2 separate regions of the Homo sapiens genome follow, and region 1 is linked to region 2. A link is a loop called in an ENCODE intact Hi-C map of the cell type or tissue named here. Cell type or tissue: Calu3. All regions are shown on one strand. Each heading gives the region's core, and the rest is flanking DNA. Links, peaks and the distances in the headings are about the cores only. Region 1 overlaps AKAP13 (A-kinase anchoring protein 13). Region 2 overlaps AKAP13 (A-kinase anchoring protein 13).

Region 1 (15,885 bases), core at 4,292-12,291, 120 kb after region 2:
TAAAAAACAATCTAGGAAACTGGATTCCACGGAACTGGAAAAAGAAAGCCTTCTTATTAGCTTATGAGATCAAGCCCAAAAGGTAGGAAGGGTGCTTTTAGAAGGTAGTGTGCTTTTGAACTATTACATCAAACCTTTAAAAAGAGTCTCCTTATAGTATAGAGATATAGAGCTTGTTTTCTATTCCAAAGCTGAAAGATTTTCATAATTTTTTTCTCTTTCTTGAAGAACCATAATTTTTTTTTACCCTTAATTAAAACATTGAGTAGACTAATTTGGAAAATATTGTGAAAAAGGGAAAAAGAATTACAAAATGCCCTTCCCTGTTCCCTGCCCCCATCCCGTAAGAGTGCAAAATAGCTATTAAGACAGTGTCCACATCTTAAGAGTATGATCAAACATCTCTTAGACACTTCTTTTGGCCTTTTGGGTACCATGAAGCTCATCTTTCCCTCACCCATCAAATTCTGTGTTCTGGTATCTCCTTCCCTCGCTCCCTCTCAGGTTCAAGAGATTTTCCTTCCTCAGCCTCCCCAGTAGCTGGGATTACAGGCATGAGCCACTGCGCCCAGCCACTGGTATGTTTCAACAAGTAGAAAATGTCAGGCTACTAGAACAGAGTTACACAGAACCTGTTAGGCACTAGAGGTTAGCCAGGAAAGAGCATCATCACTTTATCAAAGACCTCATTGCCAGGACTGATTATTTAATGTATGATTTGGCCTCATAATACTCAGCCAGTTCTCAGTGAAATGAGAAAAATGTATAGCTTTCTTCCATTTAGATATTTGTAACAGGTACTTATGCATTTGTGGCAAACTTTAGGTGGGGTCATAAGCTATTCCACATTTTTCAGAAGGCCACTAAAAACAACCACAGACTTCCTTTTGGAATATTAATTTCAGCATATTATTATTGTAGCCAAGCAGACTGTTTTGTTTTCAGTTAAAGCTTATAAAAAATAATTAAACCTAACACATGATAAATTTTGTTTTCATATACAAAAAACCCAGAGACAGATGGATTCCCTTCATTGCAGTTGGTGATATTTACTGAAAGAACTAACATAAATTTGATATTTTTCCTCTTGAAGAAAAAAATGGGCTGGTCACGGTGGCTCAAACCTGTAATCCCAGCACTTTGGGAAGCCAAGGCAAGAGGATCCCAGGAGTTGAAGACCATCCTGGGCAACATGGTGAAACCCTGTGTCTAAAAGAAATACACACAAAAAATTAGCTCAGCATGCTGGCACATGCTTGTAGTTCCAGCCACTCGGGAGGCTGAGGTGGGAGGATCACTTGGGCCCAGGAGGTCAAGGCTGCAGTGAGCCATAATTTCACCACTGCACCCCAGCCTGGGTGACAGAGTGAGACCCTGTCTCAAATTGGAAAAAAAAGAAAAGAAAGAAAAAATGATGTACTTCTAGTGTAGTACCTCTAGTAAGAGGATAAAAAGAGGATAGACCTAGGCCAGGCGCAGTGGCTCACGCCTGTAATCCCACCATTTTGGGAGGCTGAGGTGGGTCGATCATTTGAAGTTAGGCGTTACAGACCAGCCTGGCCAGCATGGTGAAACCCTGTCTGTACTAAAAATACAAAAATTAGCCAGGCGTAGTGGTGCATGCCTGTAATCCCAGCTACTTGGGAGGCCGAGGCAGGATAATCTCTTGAATCCAGGAGGCGGAGGTTGTGGTGAGCTAAGATGGAGCCACTGTACTCCAGCCTGGGCGACAGAGTGAGACTGTCTCAAAAACAAACAAAAAAAAGAGGATAGATCTAGACTGTTTCTCTTCTAGAGTCCAGGGGGGATTTGAATCCAATTGTGATCATCCTATTAAAAAAACAAGTCTCTGAGGCCAATTATGATCTTACCTGCCTGGAATCCACTGAGAAGCCATTGGCTTGATCTAGAATAACTGAGGCTATCTGATTGGCCCTGCTGGCTTCAACCATATGTGCTTTCTCTCCATTACAGCCAGAGGAAGAGCATTTGGCCTGTGATATCACCGGATCCAGTTCATCCACCGATGACACGGCTTCACTGGACCGACATTCTTCTCATGGCAGTGATGTGTCTCTCTCCCAGATTTTAAAGCCAAACAGGTCAAGAGATCGGCAAAGCCTTGATGGATTCTACAGCCATGGGATGGGAGCTGAGGGTCGAGAAAGTGAGAGTGAGCCTGCTGACCCAGGCGACGTGGAGGAGGAGGAGATGGACAGTATCACTGAAGTGCCTGCAAACTGCTCTGTCCTAAGGAGCTCCATGCGCTCTCTTTCTCCCTTCCGGAGGCACAGCTGGGGGCCTGGGAAAAATGCAGCCAGCGATGCAGAAATGAACCACCGGAGGTGAGATGGGAGGCGGTTTGTTTAGTGTCTCAGTGTCTGCTTGCTTTTGAGAAGCTTCTGATTTGTATTATTGTTGGTAAAAGAATTTAGGAGACCCCATAGTATAGAAGAAAGAATATAGGCTTTGGAATCAGGAAAATCTGTGTTCAGACCCCAGCTCCAAAATTTACTATGTAGATGACCTTGGGCAAGTCACCTGACCCCTCTAAGCTTTAATATTCTCATCTGTAAAATACCTTCATTATTATTTTTAATAATACAATGAAATGTGATTGTCATATAATGAGTGTTTAGTAAATGGGAATGTTTATTCTTACCACATTAATGAAACTTATGAATGAGAAAATATTGGAGGCAGTAGTTTCATGTCAACTTTGAATTAAGAAACAAACATGAAGTCTTACAGTCTTAACACATCAAAGTCTTTCAGAGTATTTTCTGAGAATTAAAACCATCTGTTTCTAATACAGAAAGTTTTGATAAAGTCTAAATTATCATTGTTTAACCCTCAAGAGGATATAAGACTCATTACATTCATTTTACATTCATTACATACCATTAAATTGTTGGGATTTTCCCATGTGGGAACTTGTATTAAGTGTGACCCAGTATCAGTCCTTCAATTTGGAAGCAGGCTATATGAAGGTATGTCGAATTTGACTTCTTTTTTTTTTCCTGAGATGGAGTCTCGCTCTGTCACCCAGGCTGGAGTGCAGCGGCGCAATCTCGGCTCCCTGCAAGCTCTGCCTCCCGGGTTCACTCCATTCTCCTGCCTCAGTCTCCCAAGTAGCTGGGACTACAGGCGCCCGCCACCACGCCTGGCTAATTTTTTTTGTATTTTTAGTAGAGACAGGGTTTCACTGTGTTAGCCAGGATGGTCTCGATCTCCTGACCTTGTGATCCACCCGCCTCGGCCTCCCAAAGTGCTGGGATCACAGGCGTGAGCCAGCGCGCCTGGCCTGAATTTGACTTCTGACTGCTGGCTGGCTAGACAAATGTAAGCAGATGGTTTTAGCTTTAAAGAATGAGTATGGTAGTGCCTACTATATTTACAAGAGTGTGCTTATTCCAAAGCTACTTTGCTAATAAGTAAAACAGATAAGGGATGAGGCTGACAGTTGTTTTAAAACAATTGATGTAATCTCATGAGCCCAGGAGTTTGAGACCAGCCTATGCAACATAGGAGACCCCATCTCTACAAAAAAGAAAACAGCCGCGCATGGTAGTACATGCCTGTGGTCCCAGCTACTCGAGAGGATGAGATGGGAGGATTGCTTCAGCCCAGAAGTTCGAGGCTGCAGTGAGCCATGATCATACCACTGCACTCCAGTCTGGGCAACAGTGAGACCCTGTCTCAAAATAATAATAATAATAGTAGTAATAATAATAATTGATGTAAACAGCTCAGCAATAGCAATTATTTGCTCAAATTTCTCAACCTCCTGATAATATTATGGCTGTGTAATCACATTCATTCACTTATTTATTCAGCCAACATATATTGAACACTCACTATGTGCCAGACTCTGCTCTAGGTTCTGGAGATAGGTAAACAAGACAAAGTCCCTGCCTGCATGGAGCTCACAGTAATACCTTCTTACACTTTCCTAATTTGCTAATCTTTTCAGACTCTCTTTATAACACATTTCTGATATAATTTTTCAGTCCTCTCCATGAGTCGAGTGGTATTATCCCCATGTTTGCAGATGAGAAGACTGGTGCAGGTAGTTTGCATCATTTATCCAAGGTCTCTGGTCTCTTAGTCAAATGCCGTTTCTATAATTCCATATTATTCTATGGTGGCATGTAGGATGCTAACCTTAAAAATAAGCAGCATGCTTTTTCTGCTAGCTTGTTTTTATATACGTTTGAGACCCTAGATTTTATAAAAAGTAATTTCCCAGTTTTGCTCGTGGTGTACTCTTTTTTTTTTTTTTTTTTTAAGCATTCAGAGCAACAGAAAATGTAAGAGCATGGTGAATGATCCCTACAGCCAGAGCTTGAAGCAAATGTAACTTTTTTGGCAGGACAGTCTTATCTTAAATGATAACAGCATCAAGGAATGAGGGTTTATTTTCTATACAATCCCCTTTTCTTTATAATCCACTATGGGTTCCTTTGTCACAACTTTGATTTTAGAGCTACATGTGACTGTGTCTGTCATGTAGCTCAGATGAGGAAATTGAAGCTCAGAATAAATGATTTGCCCAAAATTACATGGTGATCTCAGTTCAGTTCTAGACTGAACTGAGACTAGAACTCTACTTCTTTTCATCCTGCATAATGTCATGGGATCTCCTGTTTGAATTTACTGCTAGGGCTTACCTAGGACCACTGTCCTAATACCTCTGAAGATAATGGAATGAGAGTGAGGTTTTAATTAGTTTGGCTAATTGTTATGGTATTACCTGCATGTAGTATAACCTGAATTTTAAAGTGTTAAGAAAAACCCCTTTAAAGCTTTGAGTAGTAATTTTTTTCTGATTCTTTAATAATTTAATAAACTTTGTAACTTTTGCCATCTGATTAACTCCTTGGAGCAAGGGGAGGAGCAAAGTAGCCCTCCACAGAAACTGTCAGGCCCTTTTGGTCCTGATGTTTTTCTCATTCCACATTCCTTCATTCTCTTGCCTGTGCCATTTCTCTTTGAGCAGTGTCTCTCTCCCCAGTGTGGTGTCTGTATGTTTCATGCATTTGTATCCCATTTTGTTTCACCTGCAACACTGACCTCTTCACCATTCATTTTCAGTTCAATGCGAGTTCTTGGGGATGTTGTCAGGAGACCTCCCATTCATAGGAGAAGGTACAGAGTTCATTAACTTGATGGACTAACCATGTCACCTCTGAGCATATACTAACAAGCATCTCATTCTGCTTAATCCATGATTGGATCATCTACTTTTAAGTAATGTCCCATCTAATTCAGGCAAATAAAATATAGGTACTTATTAATTGCTAGTGTCCATTTTATATGAAATGGTTTCTTTAATTTGAAGTTTTATGCTATTTTATCTTTTTTAAAAATTATTTTTAATTTTTTTAAATCTTGTGCTTATTGTTGTTCAGATGACTGTGAGAATAGGGTCTCACCTAGCTTTCTCTAGGAGAGTTCGAAGAATTGTCTATGTCGTGCCTATTTAATGGACCCTGGGGAGTACTTTTTTTTTCTTTTCCACAAAAGAAAAACCAGGAATGTGTGTGTGCTTGTGCACAGGCCCTAAAGTATTGTCAACACATTGTTTAATAATGTAATGAAAGACTTTATTACTAGGCCACCTGGCATTTTCCATTCCATTGTGGATATAGTCATTTCTTAAAGCAAGTCAGAGGCATAAGTTCATTCCTTGGCCTTTGAATTCCTTAATTAGTATTTGTCAGGTAATATTTTGAAGCTAAAAATAAACGATTTATAAGCTGAGAAGTAATTTCTAGTCAGATTGCTAATTTGCTTCAAATTTTCCGTTGGATTTTCTTTAGAAGTCATTAGTGACCTTCCATTGTTTAGAAAAATATTTAGAAATCCAAAAATTAGGGTTATATTACTGTTAGTTTCTCAGGAGGCATTTGTAAAGAAGTATTTTTAACTATTAGCTGAACCTGTTTGTTGGCAAGTGGGCAAATAGTGATCTTTCCTACTTTGTCTTTTTCAAGTGGATGCTTTCTTTAATTCCAGATTTTAGGCAAGAAATTGAGCTGAAATTCAGATATTCTCATGAATTTCAGATAATCATGATTCCTATGAAATTGTTCTTCCAGAAAATAAGTTGTTAAATAAGTTTTAACCCCATCTCTACTAAATAAGTTTTTCAGTAGAAGGTTCTTTGGAGATACGTTTGTCTGGGTCTTTATTAAAGCTCTTCAATATGAGCTTATTAAAAACATGCACTTGATGACAAGGTGGGAGACGACAGATTGCTGGATGCAGTCTGAGTTAGTGTATACATGGAGTGTCATCAACAACTCCAGCCAGTTTCATCCCTAGTGAAACTTATTTTTGTAGGAAGAACGTAATGTATAATTTAAAATTTTATAAAATTGAAACATTACAACAGGTATTATAAGGCAGGAGGAGGGACATTTGTTGTTTTTTAATCTAGAACTTTACAAATCTCAAAGCCAAAGAACTACTAAATATTATCCCTACTAATTGAGGAATTGAGGAAATGACGATGCTTTCCAAAATACTCTTAATTATGAAAGGAGTTTTCTGTTACCAGAAAGGGCAGACGTTGTAGACCATCTGCAGCTTCCTTCCTGGTACCTTAGAAAAGCTGTTATATCTTGGCCGAGCACGGTGGCTCACGCCTGTAATCCCAGCACTTTGGGAGGCTGAGCCAGATGGATTGCGTGAGCCCGGGAATTTGAGACCTGCCTGGGAAACATGGTGAAACCTCATCTCTACTAAAAACACAAAAATTAGCTAGGTGTGGTGGCATGCACCTGTAATCCCAGCTACTCAGGAGGCTGAGGCAGGAGAATTGCTTGAACCTGGGAGGCAGAGGTTGCAGTGAGCTGAGATGGTGCCACTGCACTCCAGCCTGGGTGACAGAGTGAATCTAAGTCTCAAAAAAAAAAAAAAAAAAAAAAAAAAAGCTTTTATGTCTGTCTTCCTATCTCCCTATTGTTTTTCACTCTCTTCGTGTTAAATCTCCTCACAGTCTTCCACATCATTGTCATATCCTGGAAGTAAAGGAACATTTAAATCTGTAGAAGGAGATTATTTTTAAGAATGATGGTTTGGCAGTGTATGTTCAGTTACTGATTTGCCACATTCTGTTTCTAAAAAAGAAGTTGGATATTTAGGTAAAAATATGCCTATTTATTAACTGGCGATTTAAAATTTAAGTTAATAATGTCAAAGAATGGACTTCTGAGTCTTATCTGTGTTTGTAAAATATATATCTTCTCCTCACACAAGTAAATTATGTCAGTGTCATCCCACTTACCAGACCAGCGAAGTGTCTCCACTATATTTTTACTTTCTGCTTCTGCACTTGTAAGCTTTATACCACTAATTTAATCTGATTTAAAATGTTTTATACTATTTAGTTTTAAATGATATGGTAAAGATTTTTTAAAAGAGCCATAGGGGTAGCTCTTACATCCTCCCACCCATTTTCCTTGTCTCCTTTCTCCAGCCAAAAACCCCACTTGACAACAAAACAAAGTTATTAGATGTGTCCAGTATAGGTGTTTTTGGTGCCAGGCCTTCCCATCTGCAAGATTCTGGAGGGAGCCGAGTGGTTTTATTGAGCCGAGTGTTTTTATTGTCCACAAGCTCTGCTTTTATCTCTTCTCAGAAAACAAAAACACATCACCTAGAACTTTATGGCCCAGGTAGCAGGGTATTTTTTTAATGATAGCTTTTGTTAATAAAAATCCCAACATTTCCATGCAGTTTCCTTTATAGAACACACAATATTTTGAATTGATTATTGTTTTAGCTAGTGGTGTTTACTTAGCATTTCCAACCCCAGATTTTCTGTCCTTGCTACTTGATAATGGACACCGCTACTGGGATATTCAAGGAAGTAGATGATCAGATGGATTTTTTTTATCTTGTAGGAAAAATGGAAACAAACTTGAAATTAAAAAGATACATTTCTAACTCAGTGCCATAGAATTCCTTTTTTTTAAATTTTTATTATCAGCCAGGTGCGGTGGCTCAAGCCTATAATCCCAGCACTTTGGGAGGCTGAGGCGGGTGGATCACTTGAGGTCAGGAGTTTGAGACCAGCCTGACCAACATGGTGAAAGCCCATCTCTACTAAAAAAAATACAAAATTAGCTGGGTGTGGTGGTGCACACCTGTAATCCCAGCTACTCGGGAGGCTGAGGCAGGAGAATCGCTTGAACCTGGGAGACAGAGGTTGCGGTGAGCCAGGATCGCACCATTACTCTCTAGCCTGGGCAACAAGAGTGAAACTCCGTCTTGGGGGGTAGTTTTCATTATCATTAAAACATAAGCAAATATATAATCAGTGTTATATGCTTTATCTTTAACGTAACAGCCTAGTGAGTAGGGTTTGAAGATGGATGCCAGTGTTGACTAAGTATCTTATCATGCAGAATCTATTAATGTCTGGTTTGGTTGGATCCGTAATGGAAACACATGAAAAAAAAAAAAAAAAACCGGATGACTCCATGAGCCCACCAGAGCACAGTTTGTCACTGTCTCTTTTAAAAAGTCTAGGATTAGAGATACTATGGTAAGGGTGATGTGGGAGTATGCGATGTACTGAGAGATTGTACCCAGTGGTGGAGTTTGAAATACCTCTCATGTCTGAAGAGCAAGCCATAGGTAGTTGCCACAGTTCACTAGAAGGAATTTTTGGGTTTCAGGTTGAACTGGTGATACTGTAAAGAACCCACAGTCTTTTTCCACAATGCTGTCTAGACAAGAAGAAAATATTTTTAAGTTTCTATGATTTTTTATTATAGCCTTTTTAAAAATTGTCAGTGTTACATTCCTAAATTTTTTGTTGATCGCATAAATCCGTCTGTCTCTAACTATGCCCTTCGTTTTTAAACCTAATAACCCCATTCCTGTTTCCTCTTTTCTCCCTGCATTTCTGTTTCTGTCTTTGATGTCATCCCCAGTATGAGCTGGTGCCCCTCTGGTGTGCAGTACTCTGCTGGCCTGAGTGCTGACTTTAATTACAGAAGGTATGATATTGTTATGTGTCCCGCCACCAAATGGGGAACCATAAAATACGCCATCAGGGCTTTTGGCTTGGAGCTGGCTTCTGTGTGGCTGGGATGCATATGGGCAGCCTGCTTTGTCTGTGAGCACAGCATTTCATTGCCTTTGCTATGGGTGTCACTAACTCAGCTGAAGGGATGCAGCCTAAGAGTCGGGTGATGCATCCTGTATGTCTCAAATGGCCATAGATTTGATGTTTTCTGCACAGATTTATCTCTCTCTGTTTTGGTTTGTCTTGATTTTCAGATCCTAAAAATTCTTGGAACCCGAAGAAAACAATCAAAGAACCAAGGCAGCTAATAAGATGCACTGATTTCTATTATGCTTCTAAATCCACCATTCTGTGTAGATTCCAAATTCAGAGACTCCTCATCGTTTCATATTCTTCTCTCAACTGAACAGCCAGATTTAATTACTAAAACATTTTCAGAATTAAGTTTTGCAGTAAGCATAGATCTGGTTTTCTTAGGCTTTTCAAGTAATTTCTTCTTCACTTAGCCCCTCCTCTTATCCCTGGTATTGAAAGTGAGTTTTACAGGCCAGGCATGGTGGCTCACACCTGTAATCCCAGTACTTTGGGAGGCTGCGGTGGGCGGATCACCTGAGGTCAGGCATTGGAGACCAGCCTGAAAAACGTGGTGAAACCCCATCTCTACTAAAAATACAAAAATTGGCCAGACACGGTAGCAGGTGCCTGTAATCCCAGCTACCTGGGAGGCTAAGGCAGGAGAACCACTTGAATCCGGGAGATGGAGGTAGCAGTGAGCCAAGGTCGTGCCACTGCACTCCAGCCTGGGCAACAGAGGGAGGCTCTGTCTCAAAAAAAAAAAAAAATAGGAAAAGAAAGAAAATGAGGTTTACAGAGTCATTTACTTGTAGTTAGTCATGATTTCTATTATATTGAAGAAAAACATATCCATTGTTTAGTTTACCTACTAGAGAAAATAGAGTTATATGGCTTCAGTTCGTTAAGTTATTTACAAAACCAAAATAAATAAATAAATAATTTAAAAAAGCAAATACAAGTCCTGGACTGGTAGGTATGAACTTAATTGGAGCAATTTTCTGTACAGTTTTCCTTGAGTGGAGGTAACTAAGTAGCTTCAGTATACCTTCAGATTGAATTCCAGCTCATTGTTAGCGGAGAACATGGTCAGCTACAGCTATGTTTCGAGATCTTGGTTATTTTAAAGAAGTTTCCGCTGCAGTTGTAACAGATGTGAATTACTCTAGTTAGCAACCCAAGGAGGTTAAATCGCTAACCTGTCTCTGTAGCCTTCTGCTTACTGAAAATGCTTTTCATTCTGCAAACCACAGAATCTGTCTTGGAGGAATCCTCTTTAAAATGCCAAATCCTGACTGCCTTTGTTCCCTTTACCAATATCCAGGCAAAAAATTACAACTCTTTCTACTCTTAGACCAGGTTGCTTTTCAGCATTTGTTCATTAAGGTGTTATATGTGCCTGTTGCAACTAACAATTCTCGAGAAGTCTGTCAGCAGTTGTTTGGCCAGGTGTGCATAGATGGTAACACTCATGAGTAACACTTGGGTTTTCTTGGGTGAAAGCATACCTGTAAAATTATAAAGGTCAACTTGAATGTAAAATTATAAAGGTCCACTTAATGGACATAAGGGCAAGTTACCCAGTTTGCCTTCTGAAAGTTACTTAAGCTCGTATTTTCTCTGTGACATTTAATTACTTGGCATTAGTAGAGTTAGATTCACAAAGATTAATTAGATCAAGGAAAAAACACATATATAAAATATCAGATAACTATGGTCTGTCCATATAGTGTGTAGAAAAAAATCTGAGAAGTGATCTTAGGTGGTTCAACATTTGGATAAATTTAATGCGGTAAGAAAATCTAAGTGCAGTATTCTTTCTCAGTATTCCAAGATCTGTGGGGGAAAGGTAGGTAGTATTCTTTGTGCCATGCCCTTTTAGACAGTTTTGCTAGCTGACATAGAAATAATACACAAACAAGGGAGATATACCCAAAGGGATTTTGTGTCCTCCTTTGTTTTTGAGACCCAGAAATAGAATGAATTAACTTTTGTGCCCTATGTTCAGTTTCAGTCTAGAAGGCTTGACAGGAGGAGCTGGTGTCGGAAACAAGCCATCCTCATCTCTAGAAGTAAGCTCTGCAAATGCCGAAGAGCTCAGACACCCATTCAGTGGTGAGGAACGGGTTGACTCTTTGGTGTCACTTTCAGAAGAGGATCTGGAGTCAGACCAGAGAGAACATAGGATGTTTGATCAGCAGGTAAGTCTTAAATATGTCTAATTTGGAAAAAATATATTTCACAAAATATGAACATAGAAGGCAAGGCTTCTGGTAGTATAAGGCTAGTAGCTATGATTACTTACCCATTATATGATATACTTAATCTAGCACTAAACCAAGTGTTTAGCACCTAATTAAAAAGGGCCAGGCATGGTGGCTCATGCCTATAATCCCAGTGCTTTGGGAGGTTGAGGCAGGAGGATCAATTGAGCCCAGGAGTTCAAGACCAGCCTGGGCAACATAGCAAGACCCCCCATCTCTACAAAAAATTTAAAAATTAGCTGGACATGGTGGTTTGTGCTTGTAGTTCCAGCTACTCGGGAGGCTGAGGTAGGAGGATTACTTGAGACCAGGAGTTTAAGGCTGCATTGAGTTGTGATTGCACCACTGCACTCCAGCCTGGGTGACAGAGCAAGACTCTGTCTCCAAAAAGAAAAAAGAAAAAATAAAGACTACGTTAATCTGCATAGATTTAAATATTCCATCAAGGCACACTTTTTAAAATTAGGAAAGTATCCAGGATATTAAATTGAGTTTTTCCTTCTTATCTGAGACCATCTTTTACCCTCTCAATAGTAAACTGAATCTTGAAATACGCTACATATCGTTATTAATTTTCCCAATTCTCTAAAACATATCCCAAGTTTCTCCTTTGTAGGAAAAAAATTAAAAACAAAACTTTCTTACTACACCTTCCAGGAAATGTCAGTTGATTCTCTCTCCTTCCCATCCCTACCAGAATTCTTTTTTTAAAAAATTATTATTTTTACACTTTAAGTTCTAGGGTACATGTGCACAACGTGCAGGTTTGTTACATAGGTATACATGTGCCGTGTTGGTTTGCTGCACCCATTAACTCGTCATTTACATTAGGTATTTCTCCTAATGCTATCCCTCCCCCAGCCCCCTACCACACAACAGGCCCCGGTGTGTGATGTTCCCCGCCCCGTGTCCAAGTGTTCTCATTGTTCAGTTCCCACCTATGAGTGAGAACATGCGGTGTTTGGTTTTCTGTCCTTAGCGATAGTTTACTCAGAATGATGGTTTCCAGCTTCATCCATCTCCCTGCAAAGGACATGAACTCATCCTTTTTTATGGCTACATAGTATTCCATGGTGTATATGTGCCACATTTTCTTAATCCAGTCTATCATGGACATTTGGGTTGGTTCCAAGTCTTTGCTATTGTTAACAATGCCATAATAAACATACATGTGCATGTGTCTTTATAGTAGCTTGATTTATAATCCTTTGGGTATATACCCAGTAATGGGATCGTTGGGTCAAATGGTATTTCTAGTTCTAGATCCTTGAGGAATCGCCACACTGTCTTCCACAATGGTTGAACTAGTTCACAGTCCCGCCAACAGTGTAAAAGCGTTCCTATCTCTCCATATCCTCTCCAGCATCTGTTGTTTGCTGACTTTTTAATGATCACCATTCTAACTGGTGTGAGATGGTATCTCATTGTGGTTTTGATTTGCATTTCTCTGATGGCCAGTGATGATGAGCATTTTTTCATGTGTCTGTTGGCTGCATAAATGTCTTCTTTTGAGAAGTGTCTGTTCATATCCTTTACCCACTTTTTGATGGAGTTTTTTTTTTCTTGTAAATTTTTTTAAGTTCTTTGTAGATTCTGGATATTAGCCCTTTGTCAGAGGGGTAGATTGCAAAAATTTTCTGCCTTCTGTAGGTCGCCTGTTCACTCTGATGCCTACCAGAATTCTTAAGAGAGCATCTATGCTCCCTGCCTTCTCTTTTTAAAATTTTATTTATTTATTTACTTATTTAGAGACAGGGTCTCACTCTGTCGCCCATACTGGAGTGCAGTGGTGCCATCACAGGTCACTGCAGCTTCAACTTCCCCAGTTCAAGTGATCCTTCTGCCTCAGTCTCCCAAAGTGCTGGCATTACAGGTGTGAGCCACTGTGCCTGGCCTTTGCCTTCTCTTTATCACCATCTAATCATCTCTTAATTTCTGCTGCTACCAGTCTCTTGAAACTCCTGTCTTGAAGGTCATGGATTTCCATGTCAGCCAAATCAAAGTGACTTCTTAGTTCTCATCTTCTGGATGTCCTCATTATCACTTACCACTTTTGACAATCCCTTGGGGAGCTTTTGAGTTGAGAATTCAAATTATTTGCTTTTATATCATTGTACCTCACTGCAAGTCTTTTCTCTTCCTCTTGGGTCAGAAGACTGATTAATTTACGAAAGCATTCTGGGATGCATCTTATTTCCTCCAAATGAAACACTTACAATTTAAAAAAAAACTGTTTTTGAATAGATGACTGGAGTTTGAGGCAAGAATCTAATGATACATTTCTAATTAAACAAAAACATTGACAACCTCTTCCTTGATTTGCTGAGTAGGACTTTGTGTAGAAGTTTAAATTTTTATTGCATCCTACTATGAAGCACTAACATGACCAAATATAAACTTGACACTGAAGGATTATCTTAGTAATTATTGTAACACTTATGCTTGTGTGAGACCAGACAAATAAAGAGATTTAGGCATAATGAAAATCAGTTGAAGAGTGAATTTTGCCCCTTTTAAAAATTTTTCTACTTGTTCTGATACTTCAGAAGGAGTTAGAAAAAATAAGAATATGAAGAATATGCTTGTTGAAGCAAGTGATTTAGATTTACTCAGCCTAATGGTAACAGAGAAAGGAAGAAAAAAATAGGAACAATTCTTGGATGGCTACTGAGCACAGCTTTGCTAAGGGTAAATAAACAGTGAAAAAATCTTTAAAATAAATTGCATTTCAAATTTATAGAATCCTTTGGAAATCATTTACAAGATGAGGTAAAATACCAAAATTGTGGATTTGTAAACAGAATCATAGGCCAAGACTGACATATCCCTTCAGATTTAGCTCCAGCTCATTTAAATGACTTGCCTAAGGCCGTGTAAGTGGCTATTAGCTGAACAGTATTAAACTCAAGAGTTCCTGGCTATTAATTTCTCTGCTTTTTTCCAGGTTTTTGGAGTAGGTGAGTTTTCAAGGAGGAAATAAGAATGATTTAATTTTCTTAATATTATTTATGTGATACCTTTTCTAAGATGGATATTTCCGGGAATTTGACAGATAACCCTGCATTTTAGTAAGACGTTACTACTACTGATGTGTTTCTAAAATGGACTGTCTTTCTGAAGTGGACTTTCTGATTCAGTCTTTCTAGATAAAGTTGTTGTTTTAGTGCCTTGCTATGCTTAGCCTTCCTGGAATCTCTACTTACCCATAGTTTTTATCTTGTATGGAACCTCAGAGTAGGCATTTGAGCTGCTTGTTTCACTCTGATCTAGACGAGTTGCCTGTAGCCAACTTCCTGTTAAAAGTCTCTGCCTTTCACTGAGGTCATTTTTTAGACCTCACAGTTGTATTTGAAACATAGCAACTGTTTGCCTCAGCTGCCATGGTTACACATGAAACAAGCTCTAAATAATCAGAAGTCTGGCCTAAGTGAGTCAAGTTCATGCTAGTAACGGATTTTTCACTGCTTCCCTTTCAATATGTGAGTCATAAGGAGGCAGATTTCATTCTGTGAAGGGAAAGGATTAATGATAAAGTCAGTTAACAATTGGAATGGGCTCTTATCACCAGAAGTGTGCTAGTGGACACTAGATGACTGTCTTTCAGGGATGTTGTACCAGGAACTTCTGCAGGTGGTTGGATTACATGGTCTCAAAGCTGCTGTGAATTTACTGAGAGAGTTAAATTATCAAATTTCAGTTACCTTTACGTTCATGTAGAATCACTATCATCTTAGAAGAGGATAGGGAAGAGATTTAGGCTTCTTTCCAGATACACTGTTGTTTTGTTTGTGATCTTAAGACACTTTACTTGAATCTCAATTTCCAATTATTTAAAATCAGAGGCCAGGCCTGGTGGTTCACACCTATAATCCCAGCACTTTGGGAGGCTGAGATGGGTGGATCATTTGAGCCCAGGGATTTAAGACCAGCCTGGCCAACATGGTGAAACCCTGTCTCTACCAAAAATACAAAAAATTAGCTGGGCGTGGTGGTGCACCCCTGTAATCCCAGCTACTCAGGAGGCTGAGGCGGGAGAATCGCTTGAACCTGGGAGGCAGAGGTTGCAATGAGCCGAGATCATGCCACTGCACTCCAGCCTGGGCGACACAGTGAGACTCTGTCTCAAAAATAAAAATAGGCTGGGTGCGGTGACTCACGCCTGTAATCCCAACACTTTGGGAGGCCGAGGCAGGCGGATCACAAGGTCAGGAGTTCGAGACCTGCCTGACCAACATGGTGATACCCCATCTCTACTAAAAATACAAAATTTAGCTGCGCGTGGTGGCGCGCACCTGTAATCCCAGCTACTCAGGAGTCTGAGGCAGGAGAATTGTTGGAACCTGGAGGCAGAGGTTGCAGTAAGTAAACCAAGATTATGCCTCTGCACATCAGCTGGGTGACAGAGTGAGACTCTGTCTAAAAAAAAATAATAATAAATAAAGTAAAATCAGAATACTATTACTGATATTCTACTATATCTGTATGAAGAAATATTTAGATTTTCAAAGA
Region 2 (15,885 bases), core at 3,264-11,263:
AAGATGAAGAACATATCATATGTTGCTTGTAGGAATGCAAAATGTATAACCACTCTAGAAATATTTGGCAGTTTCTTGTAAAGTTAAACATACACTTAGCGTATGACCCAGTAATCCCACTTTTGGGTGTTTATCCTAGAGAAATGAAAATCTGTAGTCACCAAAAAGTCTGTGCACGGACGTGCTCATAGTAATGTTATTCATAATCTTCAAAAACTGGAAATAACCCAGATTTCCCTCACTGAGTGAATACAGAAGCAAACTATAATATATCCATACAGTGGAATACTACTCAGCAATAAAAAGAAGCAAACTGTTGACATGTGCAACAACTTGGATGTGTTTTAAATGCATTATGCGGGAAAATGAAGTCAGTTTCCAAAGGTTCCATACTATGTGATTCTATTTATATGATATTCTGGAAGATGCAAAATTATAGAAAAAGAGAACAGATGAGTAGTTGCTAGGGGCTGGGAGTGGGGGAAGTCTGACTGGAAAGAGGTATCATGAGGGAATTCTTTGGGTTGTTGGAGTTGTTTTGTCTTGTTCGTGGTGGTGGCTGTAAGAATCTATGCATGTGTTAAAACTCATAGGAGTGTACATCCCCTAAAGGTGAATTTTATTGTACATATATTTAAAATAATAAAATAACAAAAGAAATTGTGTAAGTTGTATACTTTGCAAGGTGAAATGCATGCAAGTGACTTGATAGAAGTGTCTTTAAGTCAACAACTGGGATGAGGAATCTGATTTTCTGTGCTCAGTTCACATTCTGCAGTTTAAATTGTTCTATTAATTGATGATTAGAATCTGGGAACACTGGGTACAGTAAGGGAGAGAAGCATCAGTTAAGAGTTCATCACGCCTGCTGTTGAGGGACAAATGTAATGGAATAGTCTGTTCACATCAATGAGTTGCACATAAATACTTTTAAATAGGTATTTAAAGGAGAAAGGTACAAAGTAACCATGATGCCTGAGGTAATACAGGTAAATAAGGCACCTTGTTACATAACAGGACTTCTTGCTGTTGAAAGCTAGGATGTTTAGAGATATTCTAGCCTAATACTTAGACAAAGTAGTTTATGTAAGATTTATGGCTAATCCTCCTACTGTTTTAATTGTTTAGTTGCAGTGCTTTTTAGCTTTCTTCAGGTCAGTGACTCCTTTGGAAATTGCTCAGATTTCTCCTCAGAAAAAAATGTTTATAGGTGCCTATGTGCACACATTTACATATGATAAATTTCTTAAGTCTCCCTGAACTTCAGGCATGAGCATAAAGTTAAGAATTCTGGGTTTAACTTTGCTCTTACAAAGTGGGAAAAGCAGGGGCATTGGAGTCAGTTTGTTTGCATCCTGGCTTCATTGCAAGAGTTTGTGCAAAATACTCAATCTCTCTGTTACTTAATTTCCTCATCTGTGAAATGGGGGAAAGTGTATTCTGATAATGTGTGCTAGTTTATAAGCTATTCATTTTGAATGTACCATTTGGAGACACAAAACATTGATGTTTTACTTGTTACAAAAATTAATCTTCACTTTAAATATGAACAGGAGGGAGTTTGTCCTTTTAAATCTTCCAAATGTTCTCTCATCCCTAATTATATAAACAAGCTTCTACACATTGTACTGTTTGCCACAGTTCTGCCTTAAATGCAGGTGATAAGGATTCATCTGGGTGTGGCGTGAATGGTGGGGTAAGGACATTTTTTTCTCTGAGTTTTCCAAGTCTCACTTAGTTTCTCAGCTCGGTGGTTAGTGAAAATGGTAAGCTAGGGGGGTGTTTTCCCTGAGAGACCCTTGTGCAGTAGCCGTCAGCATAACTCCCAGGTAATGTAGGGTGGGCCCACTGCAGACTTGCTCTAGAGGAAGCAGGGAGAAACATCCTGGGGGAATCTTCATTCTTATTTACTCATGATATTGTATAACCAAGTGAAAAAGAGATCTGATCATCTTTGGGGGCAAGAATTCTCCCCTCAAAGAGAAATTTGGGTGGAGAGGTGGAAGACAGGTTTAGGAAAAACTGCAGTAAGAACAGCCTGTGTATTCCCAATTCTATACATCTGATATTGGTTAATAGGTCGCCCACCATAATCATTTGATGATTCAGTTCCCACCTCCTTTCAGAGTGTTTGATAGCTTTTCTTTCTTTTTTTTTTTTTTTTTGAGACGGAGTCTCGCTCTGTCGCCCAGGCTGGAGTGCAGTGGTGTGATCTCAGCTCACTGCAAGCTCCGCCTCCCAGGTTCATGCCATTCTCCTGCCTCAGCCTCCCGAGTAGCCGGGACTACAGACGCCCGCCACCACGCCCAGCTAATTTTTTATATTTTTAGTAGAGACGGGGTTTCACTGTGTTAGCCAGGATGGTCTCGATCTCCTGACCTCGTGATCCTCCCGCCTCGGCCTCCCAAAGTGCTGGGATTACAGGCTTGAGCCACCGCGCCCGGCCTTGATAGCTTTTCATAAATATTTTTTCGTAGCTACATTAGTGTTTGTGTATTTTTTTTTTTTGAGGGAGTCTTGCTCTGTCCCCCAGGCTAGAGTGCAGTGGTGCGATCTCAGCTCACTGCAAGCTCTGCCTCCCAGGTTCACACCATTCTCCTGCCTCAGCCTCTTGAGTAGCTGGGACTACAGGTGCCCGCCACCACGCCAGGCTAATTTTTTGTATTTTTTGGTAGAGACGGGGTTTCACCATGTTAGCCAGGATGGTCTCGATCTCCTGATCTCATGATCCTCCCGCCTCGGCCTCCCAAAGTGCTGGGTTACAGGCATGAGCCACTGTGCCTGGCCTGTGTTTGTGTATTTTTTCAGCTGTCATCACTGCTGAAAAGAAAATAACAACATATTTTAAAACTGCTAGTGGTTTTTTTTTCCCCTTGGCAGAAGATTAATATTTATTGATCCCAAGACTAGTAGTGGTAGGACTTGAGCTCCAAAAGGTTTTGTTGCCTCTGAAACCTTGTTTTTGTTACAAGGTTACAGGTCTCATTTTTCCACAACTGCATTTTCTCACAGTGGCCTGTTCTCCTTCCTTTCACATGCAGCTGAGAATTCCTGCATCATGTGGGACTTTAGGTTTTTTAAGAGGTAGTCCAGAATAGTACAAAGAATGGTGATTTTGGAATCATAGGTATAGATTCAAAGAGTACTGTAAGCTGGGCTTGCTGGGGGGATTGATGGGGTAGGAGAGTAGTCCTTGATTATTGTACTGATCTCAGAACTTAGAACATTTTACTTAGAGAATCTGACCATTTATAAAAGATACAACCCTCTAGCAGGCTCATCATGCTTGAATGCCTACTAGGCACATCAACTTTTTTGCAGATCTGAGGGAAGGTGTGTGACAGGTGTGTCCAGCATATAAGTAAATAGAAAGCAGGATGTGAGACATTTTCTGCCTTCCTTCTCTGTGGGTAGAGGCTAAGCCTACAGAGATCTTTCCAATTAAGTATGGTTAAACAGGATAACCAGCCAACATGGGGTCTATGGAATAACATTACAGCATAAAGAAAAGGGAAAAGTATCATAAGTATTCAGATGGAAGATTTTCTGAGTATGCTTTCTGTAAGAAACAAAAAAATGTAGATGATATTTCCCATTTGCCCTTTAAAGAGCTCAATAAAATCAGGTTTATTATGAAATTAGAGAAGGAGACAGCAAGGAGAAAAGTAGGTTTTATGAGTCAGTGTTCAAGTAGAGAAGCAGAACCACTAAGAGAAATAATATGTTGAGATTTATTACAAGGAATGGCGCCTTTGATTGTGAGGGCTAATAAGTCCAAAATTTGTAGGGCAGGAGGGGGAGGGAAGATCATGGGCAAAAGTCAGTCCACCAACATGGGCCAAAATATCACGTGAGGAAGGGAAGATCGTGGGCAGGATGGAGCTCCACAGGCACAGGCTAGTGCTGTCCTCCACAGGTGGAATGGAATCCCTTCTCTCCAGGGGAAATCTAAGACCTGCTTTCAGAGCCTTCCAGTTGATGCAGTGGGATTATCCTGCCCACATAATCCAGGATAACCTCCCTTATTAGATCAACTGGTTAGGGGCTTTAATTACATCTGCGGCAAAGCTATTATTATGACGACAAGGATGGAAGGGGAGTGAGTTGGCAAAAATGATGCAGCCATCCACAATCCTAAAGCACAGTTAATTCACACTGGGGACAAAGGACTCAGTTGACACTGTAGGAAAGGCCATTAGTGATCTAAAAAAATGAAGTTGAGTAACTCAGATTACAGAGGAGTACTGATGCAGAGAAAAGGGAACAGAGATTGATCCTAAATGATTGAGCTCTGCAGTTTAAACACAAAAGGAAGAAAGCAGTGATGGAAGCTTTCATGCTCTTAAAACAACACAGACTAAAGGAAACTAAATTCATATATTCGTTTATCCCTTTGCACCTTGGCCTCTTCTACAAACCTAATTCACATGACCCCTGAATCAAATAAAAATGTGTGAGAAATTAATGGGAGAATACCTAAAACTGGGGGTATATGCATGCGGTGGACTACTCAGCAGTAAAAGAGAATGTACTACTGCTACATGCAGCAATGTAGATGAATCTCAAACATGCTCATCGAAGAAGCCTTACACAAGAGTGTATATTCTATAATTTCATCTATATGGAGTTGTAGAACAGGCAAAACTAATGTAGGTGAAAAATTCAGAACAATGGTTAACTCTGAATGAGGAGGAGAGGATTAACTGGAAAGTGGCACAAAAGAACTTTTTTGGATATTGGTAATTTTCTATATGTTGGTACAGATTTGGGTTCACGTGTATATGCATTTGTCAAAATTTATCAAATGGGTATACTATACCATATGTATTTCATTGTATATAAATCACCTAAAATTGTAACTACATATTGAATGCTAGTTAATTATATGCATGCTGAAGTATTTTGGGGTGAAGTGGACTGATATCTTCAAGTTATTTTGAAATGCATAAAAATAAGGTGGATCGATGGGGAAATAGAAGGAAGAATCGTTGGATATATATGTGATAAGGCAAATATAGAAAAACATTAATTGTAGGATCTAGGTTGTTGAGTGAGTGTCTGGCTATTTGCTGTGTGATTCTTTGAACTATGTGTATGTTGGAAAAGTTAATAAAATGTTGGAAGAAAACATAAAAAGGTGCTTTTTAAACCACATTAGTTTAGCTTGCTTGTATGATTGCTTGTTTTTGTATTTGTGGTTTTATTTCCTAGCAAAAAGAAACAGGGTGGAGTAATGGAAAAGGTTTTTTGTTTGTTTGTTTGTTTAATGCAAGACAGAAGAACTTTTGATTTTAAATCCTGATCTGACTGTGGGCAAGCTATTAATTCTATGAATCTGCCTTCATTTGCACAATGAAGATAACCAGACCTCATAGGGTTACTGAGAAGATAGAATGGAAAAAGTTGACATAAACTGCCTAGCCCAGTGCATGGTGCATAGCACTACATTGTTTTCTCCTAATCTGTTATCCTCAGAAAGGGTCTACACAAAAGCAGATGTGGTACCAGTTGCTAAGACTTTCAGAAATTGAGAGAGGATGTAGTGCAGAAGTCAGGGCATCAGCTTCTGAGCAGGCGTGTGGCTGTAGTATTGGGATTTCTACTGAAATGCTGAGCTGACTCAGAACAAATAACAAATCAGAAGAGTGGTTGTGGGAGGGTGGTAAAGAGACAGCTGCTTCAAGGTTGGAAATAACTAGCCTCTAAAGAATCAGGTATTTCCTAGTTAGTGCCTCATTAGCTCTTTGTTCTTGATAAGGATGTCAGAACAACTGTAAGGCAAAAGTTAGATGGTGCTATTTGATCTTTTGTGAGGATTCTATTTGTCCTTTTGTCTGGCCTTGCCATCTGCGCAGAGGTGTTGATTATTAAAATTTGTACCTGCACATGTAGTTGTTGCTTCTGGGGCATAATCTTTCCAGCCATGTGCCTCTGGTTAAACACCCTTTAAATCCTGAATTGGTCTATGCATATACAGTTCTGTAGGGAAAATATACAATATGAAAAATTGTGCTTCCAAGGAAATTTACCTTGGAAATAGGGATACCAGACTAATACACAGATGACATTTGGAAACAGTGTAATTCAGTGTAAAATCACAGCTTCAAAAATCTGTTCATTCCTTTGTGATATTCACGTATAGAAGCATTTGAGGACTTCACAGTAAGGAGAAAACCACTGGGGTCCAAAAAGTCCGAGTGCTTAGTGAAGAAGTTTAGACCCGTGGGAGGCCATGAAGAAAGAGATGATAGCTAAGCTGAGGCAGGCACAACTTCAGGGTGCCATTCCCAGCTCCCTGGAGTTAAGTGTAGTACAGCCTTGTGGGGCTATATGTGGCATCCCTGCAAAGACCTCAGCTCCTGTCATCCTAGGTTGGGCACTGAGGACTGCTGAAGGAAGAGAGTATTGCTAGTGAACCTTGAATGTAATTTGATGTCCAAGAGGACAGTGAAGAGAGCCGGGAAACAGAGAGGAACTGGGATTTAATGAATGTCTACTACAGCCAGTCATAATACTAGCATTTCATCTACCTCTTCTCATTTGTTACACCTCTGTGAGTGAGGTGTTGGTATCTCACTTTAGGGATGAAGAAAGTGAAGTTCAGAGATGTTACATGAATCACGCTTGGTCACACAGATGGTAAATGCCAGATTCGAACCCTGATTTGTCTAACTACAAGCCCTTCCTCATTCTGTCACTTTCAGAGTGACTCACTTTACTAAGAGGGAGCCTTTATTTCAAGTTAAATAAACGTTTTCCTTTCTGCAGTTATTAGTGGATTGTCTTAGAGTTAGTCTTCCTTATTGTGCCAGGAGATGCATTTCTTCCTCTCATTAAACAAATAAATAAAGCTGGCAGTGCCAGAAATTTGATTTGCCCTTATTGTGTAGGAATAAAAAGACCCATGTGTACTGAACAAGCAGAACCTGTTTTTAGTGTTTAACTAGCCAACTCCTGTCTGGGTGTTCTTTTAAAAAGTAATTATACCATTTATGATACACCCATTTAAGTCCCAACAGCTATTCCCTCTTGGACCTCATGTTGTGGGGCTGCATTTGCTTCTGTTATTATTATTTGAGTAAAAGAACGTGTGTATGGGTCGCCTTTATATGCCTGCCTGTGAAATTGGTTGAACAAACACTGTGTATTAAGTCAGAATATAGAAATGTCCTGATTCTCTTTTGCAGGACTGTGTTCGATTGAAGATTTTGCTTCCTATACTTTCTATGCTTTTGTAGCTTTGTTTTGCCTTTACTTGAGGGCTGATTCTACCTGGCCACAATAAAGCTGTTCACACTGTATGTTGTAGCTTAACTTTACAATCTTAGGCACTTGGAGGCAGTGGTGTTTACATAACTTGTCTTTATGTTTGTTTGTTTTTTGTTTTTATATTTTCCTCACTTACGTTCATTTTCTCCCCCATTTACAGATGCTGGCCCGCGAGAGACATTGATGCATTTTGCTGTGCGGCTGGGACTGCTGAGGTTGACGTGGTTCCTGTTGCAGAAGCCAGGTGGCCGCGGAGCTCTCAGTATCCACAACCAGGAAGGGGCGACGCCTGTGAGCTTGGCCTTGGAGCGAGGCTATCACAAGCTGCACCAGCTTCTAACCGAGTAAGTGCTCCTTCTGCCTTATTTCCCTCCTCTCATCCCCAGCCCCACCCCCGATTCATAGGAGTACCACCCACTTGGCATCTCATTGTGTGTTTGCCGCAAATTAAAACCTCAGCTCTGTATCTTGCCTTCTGCTGGAGGTTTGTAAGCTTGCTCCTGCTAACCACTTCATTGTCTGAGAGAGAAACGTAAGTCGTGTTAACCATTTTCTCTCTCGTCTGCCTGCCTGCCTTCTTCAATTCTTATCTCTTATATTTTACTATTTTACTCAAAAGTCAGAATGAGCCTTGTCTGTGGAGGTAGCATAACATTACCAATGTATACAGTTTATCCTGGTTTAGTACAAGAGGAAACAGATTTCCTATATCATATATTTTTTTCTGGTATGTCTTTAAGACTTGAAAGAGTTAATTAGAAACCAGTACTTCCATATTATAATTGCATACAGAAAATATTGTAAACAATTAAGTTTTGGATTGAATGTAATTTCTGTGAATAAAATTTGAGAGCAGTGGTTTCTTCATATGAACAGCAATAAAAAGCAACTGAATTGTCCTGGAAATGTGCAGTAGGAAATCCTGTCTGTTTTTGGGCTCAATTATTATATGTCCTGACTCTTTAAAGAGTTCTCTAGAGGAAGGTTGTTAGTCAAAACATTTGAAGAGCGCTCTTTTATTCTTGTATAAATAAAGAAATAAACACACTAGAGCAGCCAAAAGTTTTTATTGGAATGTTTATATAAAGAAGTTTCAAGAATAGTTTCTGTTGTTTAATACATTTTTATTAGTTTTGTGGTTATCATCATTATCTTTTCCACCACATTATCTGAACAAGTATAAACCCATTGGATCTATGTTCTTTAGCAATTGAGGGACCTGTGCAAATTGAGTCAGTATTAGCAAATTCTCAGATATTTTGCTCATGCCAGATTTAATTTAGTTGTGCTTTATGTTTTACCATTTTTAACTGTGTATATAGTCTGGAAGGACCAAAAAGAGACCTCAGAATGTAGTGCTACTTACGGTTATGTAAACAGCTTTTTCTTGATTCACTTGCCAGGCTTATACCTTTCCCCATCACGCTAGACAGACAGTTCTTTGCAGAAAGCTTTCTGATGGGTGCTACAGATACAGTGGTGGTAGGAGGGGCACTTATCTCAAATGAGCTTTGGATACCTGAGCTCTCCTAAGACAGTATTCCAGGGAGTGATACATTCTACTCCTTCACACTTCCCATCTGGCCAATGATTGGATTCATTCTACGGTTAGCCTCATGGCCTCAGGAAGAGAGGCCTTGTTTCAGAAGTTGAAACAGTTAACTCTGCATAACTATTGTGAAGTTCAAATGCATTTCCTCTAAATTTGATTTTTGCTGGGAAGCAGAGTTGGTTAAGGACTGCCATCCAAATGGGGAAATAAAGTGATTACAACAGCTTCATTATATCCTTGGAGGGGATGTCACAAGACTGTTATTGCAGCACAGCTTTAAGGAAACTAGAGTGTGTTTGTTCTTTGACTTTTTTTTGCTTACTTTAAAAGTACTACTTCTGTTACATGTGGGAAAGCCACTTACCTCCTTTTGAAGGGAGATTGGTAAGGGAAAACCAACCTGAGAAATCACCAATAGAGGACCCTGATAGGAGAGGATGAGCACCTTGCTGCAGATCTAGCTCTTAACTTGAATTCTGGGATGTTACTGTTGTGAAGCTTAGAAAAAGTTCTGAGTCATAATTAGCGATTAAAAAATGGAAAGGGGGCGATTGTCCCAAATCACTCAGTGTGAGAGTGATTCTAGTAGAATTTGGTAGAATTTCAGTTGTTAAAGAATCAAGAATGATCATTTTGTTATTGGTTTTCTTTTCTCCTTTCCTTCCCCTTTCTTTTCCTATATACATAACGTAAAAATGGTTAAAATAGTAAATTTTAGGGACAGCATTCAGTAGCATTCAGTACCATCACAACACTCACAGAGTTACGTAACCATCACCACTATTATTTCCAGAACTTTGTCATCACCCAAACTGAACTTCCTTTTCTCCAGCCCCTGATAACCTCTGTTCTCCTTTCTGTCTCTAAGAATTTGCCCATTCTAGGTACCTCATATAAGTGAAATCATGCAACATTTGTCTTTCTGTGTCTGTCTTTTACATAGCTAATGTCCTCAAGGTTCACCCATGTTGTAACGTGTCAGAAAAACAATACGTACTTCAAAATTGCTAAAAAAGAATGTATTTCTCACCACAAAAAAATAAGTAGCTGAGATGATGGATATGTTACTTAGGTTGATTTTATCTTTCTATGGTATATACATAGATTAAAACATCACACTGTACCCCATAAATAAATTTATATAATTGTTGTTACCAAACACACACACACACACACACACACACACACACACACACAGCCAAAAGTGTAAACAACCTAGATGTCCATCACAGATAAATGGACAATGTGGTATATTCATATAACGGAATACTACAGCCTTAAAAAGAAAAGATCATCTTTAACAGATGAAACTGAGATCCAGAGAGACAAAGTGGTTGGATGAAGATAACAAGGTGGTATGACCAGAAATAGAAGCCAAAAGCTGTCCAGAGCTCTTTCCTTCCACTCCTGGGATTCTTAAAAAGTGGCCCAAGAATAGACTTCATGGGGTCTGTATCTCTTGAAATTATAAAGGTTTATGCACATGTTTTTCTGAATAAAGCATTTGTTGGTGAGATTCACGAAGGGGTTTGTAGAAAGTTAAGAATCGCCACAATGTATGATGCTATCTTTCTTTTTTTTTTTTTTTTCTTTTCTTTGAGATGGAGTCTTGCTCTGTAGCCCAGGCTGGAGTGCAGTGGCACGATCTTGTCTCACTGCAGCCTCTGCCTCCCAGGCTCAAGCAATTCTTCTGCCTCAGCCTCCTGAGTAGCTGGGATTACAGGCATGCGCCACCATGTCCGGCTAATTTTTGTATTTTTAGTAGAGACGGGGTTTCACCATGTTGGTCAGGCTGGTCTCGAACTTCTGACCTCGTGATCCACCCACCTCGGCCTCCCAAAGTGCTGGGATTACAGGCGTGAGCCACCGCGCCCAGCCATGATGCTATCTTTCTAATAGTTTGGGTATCTTCTTCCCCACCCTGCTTTTTAAAAATGAAATTGTCCACATATAAGCCGGCCTCTTTTATTGCCTCTTTTCAGTTAGTATGAAATTGAAGTATGGCTATGTATATTTTACATTTATTGAATAACTAGTTGCATTCTACACTTTACTGAAAAGTCAAGCTTATTTAACCCCATTTATAGCCCTTCCCAAGTACATTTGTTGTTTTAATTCCTTGGTGCTTTACCTTGTTTTTTGCTTTTTAATTTTTAAGTGGGGTGTGGGGAGCCTTGTGCTGGTTAGGGCCCAAGTTCTTTTTGTGTTTCTTTGTTCAAGGCTTATTTTGATTGCCAGTCTATTTTGATAAAGCAAGTCTTACTTCTGCGAAAATTATGATTAGCCATTCTTGGACATATAAGGATTCTCTAAGACCTATCCCTTTAGAAAACACTTGAACTTTATTTTAAATCCTACCAGATAGTAATAACTACTCAGGACATTTTTTTTACAGTTTCCCTTTTTTGTAACCCATGATTGTTAACTTTCACTTTGTTCAGTGTTAGGGAAGGCAGAGCTTTTGTTGACTTGCTGTTTCACTTTAGCTTATATTTAGATCTTACATTATGAATATGAATGCATTTGTGATCTGAAAATTCATCTTAAATACATTGTATTTAAGTTTCACTCTAAGTAAATGAAAGAATTCATGTAGGGAGCATAACTCAGTGATTGACATATATGTTATCTCTTATTTCCCTTTCTTTAATTTTCTGTCTTGCCTGAGAAATCTTAGCCCCAGAAGAGTACCCAAAACATGTAGGCCTACTTTTCCTTTAGTTGGACAATCATCTCCTCTGATTTGAAGACCCCACCCATGGTCACCTAACTAGTTAGTAATGGAGAGAATAGGTAAAGACCCCAGTTTGCAGGCTCTTGGTGTCATGAATGCTAGGAAGTGACAATATCAGATGAGCGTGGCATTGTAGTTATCTAAGAAGAAAATATTAGAGCCAGATGTTATTGGATCTGGCTGATCTCTTACTCACACATCTCAAAGTAGAAATCTTGGGACTTGGATCACCCATGTTGGGGGTATGAGGGAGCTTGAGAGTAAGAGGAGGCTCCAGCTAGTGACTAGGTGTGCAAACTTGGAAGTCAAACCTAGGTTTGCATTTTGGCTCTGCCATTTGCAAACTTTCCTTGCTAAGCCTTGATTTCTTCATCTCATAAATAAAGGATATTGCTATTTACTTCCTGGATGATAACCCAGCCTTTAGTGTATGCAATATGAAAAATTAGGGCTTATTTGTCATACAGATTCTGGTTATTTTTGTGGAGCAAATAAAGGTGCATAAATATTTCTTCTTGGAGAAAGATGGTAGTATAGTATGGTAGAACTGCTTACGGATTAAAAGCTTAATAAAAATCTAAGCTTGCCTACTTAGTAGTTAGTGTGACTTGGAAAATGTCACCTATCCACTGAGTCTCATGTTTCCCCTCTCTTAATGATAATACCTGTTCTGCCTACATCACAAGGTTATTTTAACTAAAAAAAGATTGGTGCAAATACTTTGTTAAACTCTAAGATACTCTATTTGAACATTTCTTATATATTAATAATAATAATGACATCAGTAAAATTAGAGTTAACTGATCAATGAAACTCAAATTCCAGTTGATCGGTCTACCAGATATCTTGTTTTGTAATATTTCTTGTAGTTCTCTGTGAATTAAAGTTAGTAGAGAGATTGGAGAATTGTAGTTAGACTGGCTGGTTTTGAATCCAGGGTCTACTTCTGTGAAACTGTATTATTTATCTTGGGTGATTCACTTAACCTCTCCAAACCTCAGTGCCTTTTTTTTTTTTTTTTTTGGTCTCACAAGAAGAAGAAGAGGACTGTCTTCAATGGGTTGCTTTGAGAAATAAACAATTCATGTAGAGAGCATAACTCAGTGATTGACATAAATGTTACCCCCATTTCCCTTTCTTTAATTTTCTTTTCCTTCTAATGCCTATGTCAGTTTTTCATACTTCAGGGAAATTTTACCAGAATCTTGAAGTATTTTAAGCATCATTTGAATGTCCCTACTTGATGTAGGACTTGATGTAGGGACTTGATGTAGGTTGGAAATTATTCCCTAGTGTAATAGATACTACTTTAAATAAAATTAGTTTGGCCCTTTGATACATGCTGTGATGTTGATGCCTGTAGATTAATGGAACAAGGAATTCTAGATGGATAAAAAATCATTTACAGTCCTTCCACCCTTATAAGAAGAGTATTTATTTTAAGAATTTCAACTCTGGAGTGGTGGCATACAAGTGCTGAAATATTTCAGTTGCCATAAGAGCCAGTTTAAACATATTTGTCCTCATAAATGTCATCTTATTTTTAGTATCAGCTGAACAAATCTTCATTTATTGAATGCCTATACTGCACTAGAAACCATGGTTGGTACATTACAGATATTGTTTCATTTCAACCTTATATCAACCTCGTGAAATAGGCATTATCTGTGTTTTGCGGGAGAAATATGGAGGCTCAGATAATTAAAGTAACTAGTCCAAGGCTATATAGAAAATTGTAGAGCTACTGTTACACAGACAGCTGTGGAATGCCAAGGCCCATATTCTTCCCTCTACAAAAATTTGGCAGAGAGAAAGAAGAGACTCAGGACGAGGCTACTAGGGTACAGTATTAAATGACTCTTAAATGTAAAGGGTTATATGGTTTCTAGTCTATATGTTTTTTGAGGAAAACAAGGTTCTTACTATAATAACTGTACATTTATATTACCCATTATATGACTTTTAAAGTATGGTTGATTACATTTAAGCTACCATTTTACATATGGTAAGTATTGTCATCTCTGATTGATTGATTGATTGAGACAGACTATTGCTGTCACCCAGGCTGGAGTGCAGTGGCATGATTCCGGCTCACTGCAGCCTCCACCTCCCAGGTTCAAGTGATTCTCCTGCCTTAGCCTCCCGAGTATCTGGGATTACAGGTGCACGCCACCACGCCCGGCTTATTTTTGAATTTTTAGTAGAGACGGGGTTTCACCGTGTCGGTCAGGCTGGTCTCGATTTCGTGACCTCGTGATCCGCCTGCCTTGGCCTCCCAAAGTGCTGGGATTACAGACGTGAGCCACTGCACCTGGCCATCTCTGTTTTATAATTGAGGAAACTGAGGCCAGAGAGGTAAAGTGACTTGCCCAAGGTCTCGGTTCACAAGGTTGCAAAGTAACAGAACCTAAAGTGCACCGATCTGTCCAGATTGAGGGGACACATGTGAATGTTGAACACAGACCCAGCCTGACAAGCTCTAGGTACTCAGTCATGATTTACTGTAGTGGGCACTATTGGCCCCTCTCAAAGGGTTTGTGCCTGTAAGCTCTCAAGTCCTTCTTACAAGACACTTGCGCTTGAAACCTAGGTGTAGGGTTAGGTGGTGGAGTGACTACTCAAGAATACATATTTCACAATGGAACCAAGTGCTATTGAGCAAGATGTTCTGCCAACATAGTAATTTTGCCCTTTTAGATTCCTCTTCAGGTACTTGACAAGTGGGTCCTCAGTAGCCCATCTGGTGCAAAACAAGTTTGGAGACTTTGCTTTTGCATAGTAAAGCAAAAGATGAAACAAATGTACAGACATACCTTAAAAATAATAACCAGAGAGGCAGGATTTGGGATAACTTGACATCTGGCCAAATTCCCATTCATCAGTCTGTCCATCCCTTTGTATCTGACTTCCTTTGTCATTGTGTGATCTAGGTCTTTGTGTCTTGGTAAAGATAAGGTTGTAGAACTGAGTGGAAACTAGAGAATGGGGGAGGAGACTAACATTTATTGAATATTGAATACCTGCTTTGTATTATGCACAGTACTACCTTGGTGCTTTACTTGCGTTTTCATTTAAAACCCCTCAGCAAACCTCGGGGAGGCTAAAGCAGCTTGTCCAAGGCCGTATAGTTAGTCGCTCTTTTCACAACCTGTCTTTAGGTTGTATTTGGATTTATTCATAGAATTTTGTGAGGAGGCATGTTTGGTAGCATTTTCAGGCTTTTAACCTAATTAATTTATGATGGTTAATAACTCTGGTTCTCAGTGCCTTTTTTTCCCCCTAAGTTTTCAGCTGGACAACTTTAAGCATTTTGACATTTTGTATTTTTTAAACCATTTAACTAGTAATCTCAGGATTGCCTATCTGGCAACATGCTAGAAAATTGCAAAATGTACTTTCTGAAGATAATATTGTACTTATAGAGCAATTTATTGTATTCGTTGCTAGGTATTTTGTGTAAATTCTCATATCTTTATCCTCTCCCCAGCCCTTTGAAGGTGGGCGTTTTATCTCCATTGCACAAGGAAATGTAATAGCCATAGCTGGTAAGTGATGGAGGAATAATTTGAACCAGGTTGTAACTCCAAGTCCTGTGAACTTTTACAAACTCCCTTGGGCTTTCTAAGAAGATGGGTAGGAATTTAAAGTTGGTTGGAATCACAGAGCCATTCCAAGCATCTTGTGTTTCTATAAACTTCTTTTCTCTCCCTGCAGAATGACACATATGTACTGAGCAAGGTATGTGTTTGTTCTTGGTTGCCGTATAACATTTAGACTTCAGAGTGGTCAGAGTTGTGAAATTACACTACTTGATCTGTGGTAACAAATTATCTATGGCAACAGCATGTGATTTGTTTCTGACTTCACTTCAGGCTTAAGTGGAAGAAAATACAGACCTGGAGTATAGGGCTTGATAGTCAGGTGTGAGAAAATGAAGGATCAGTTGATAGCACCTTCTGCTCTTAAAAGCTACATGTGATTTTTACTTGGTCAATTCTAAAGTTTTCTTAAACGCATACCAATAGAAAGAATGACTTGAACATTTTACCTGCATTTATTATTGGCAGAAATAGAAGTGATTGGGGAAACAAGGAAAGTGATTAGAGAAACAAGAAAAAAACTAGGTGTGTTGAATAAACATTTTCACTAAAACCATTATTTGGCTGGAGCAGAATATCACCAGCATAGAATGAAGTTACGCGATACAAGAATAAATATGAGGTAGTAAAAAAATACAACCAATCCTATGCATTTATTAATATCTGCCTGTTCTGTTTTGAAAGTTTAACCTTATAGTAGGAGAACAGTTTCTCAGCATTACCAACTTCTA

Evidence for each region. Hi-C counts contacts between places; a loop is a spot of excess contacts. Peaks named below come from ENCODE experiments on the same cell type or tissue, not always from the same donor. Only the 100,000 strongest peaks of a DNase experiment are listed, where the experiment ranks them.
Region 1: it touches region 2 in a loop (2.2-fold over the local background); 2 of 110 quality-filtered maps call a loop at or near these places.

The regions. Positions count from the first base shown.
Region 1 is chr15:85,653,443-85,669,327 of GRCh38, forward strand. It overlaps AKAP13 (A-kinase anchoring protein 13), which reads left to right. Exons shown (of 37, transcript NM_007200.5): 11 at 1,975-2,345; 12 at 5,095-5,148; 13 at 11,121-11,313. Among named protein-coding and RNA genes, the nearest start is that of LINC02883, 97 kb to the right of the region's middle. RefSeq lists an enhancer at 14,646-14,815. In Calu3, for the core only: no CTCF peak of the experiment used is centred there; no DNase peak of the experiment used is centred there.
Region 2 is chr15:85,536,343-85,552,227 of GRCh38, forward strand. AKAP13 (A-kinase anchoring protein 13) reads left to right here. Exons shown (of 37, transcript NM_007200.5): 5 at 7,430-7,613. Among named protein-coding and RNA genes, the nearest start is that of AKAP13, 160 kb to the left of the region's middle. In Calu3, for the core only: no CTCF peak of the experiment used is centred there; DNase peaks (open chromatin) are centred at 6,869 and 7,569.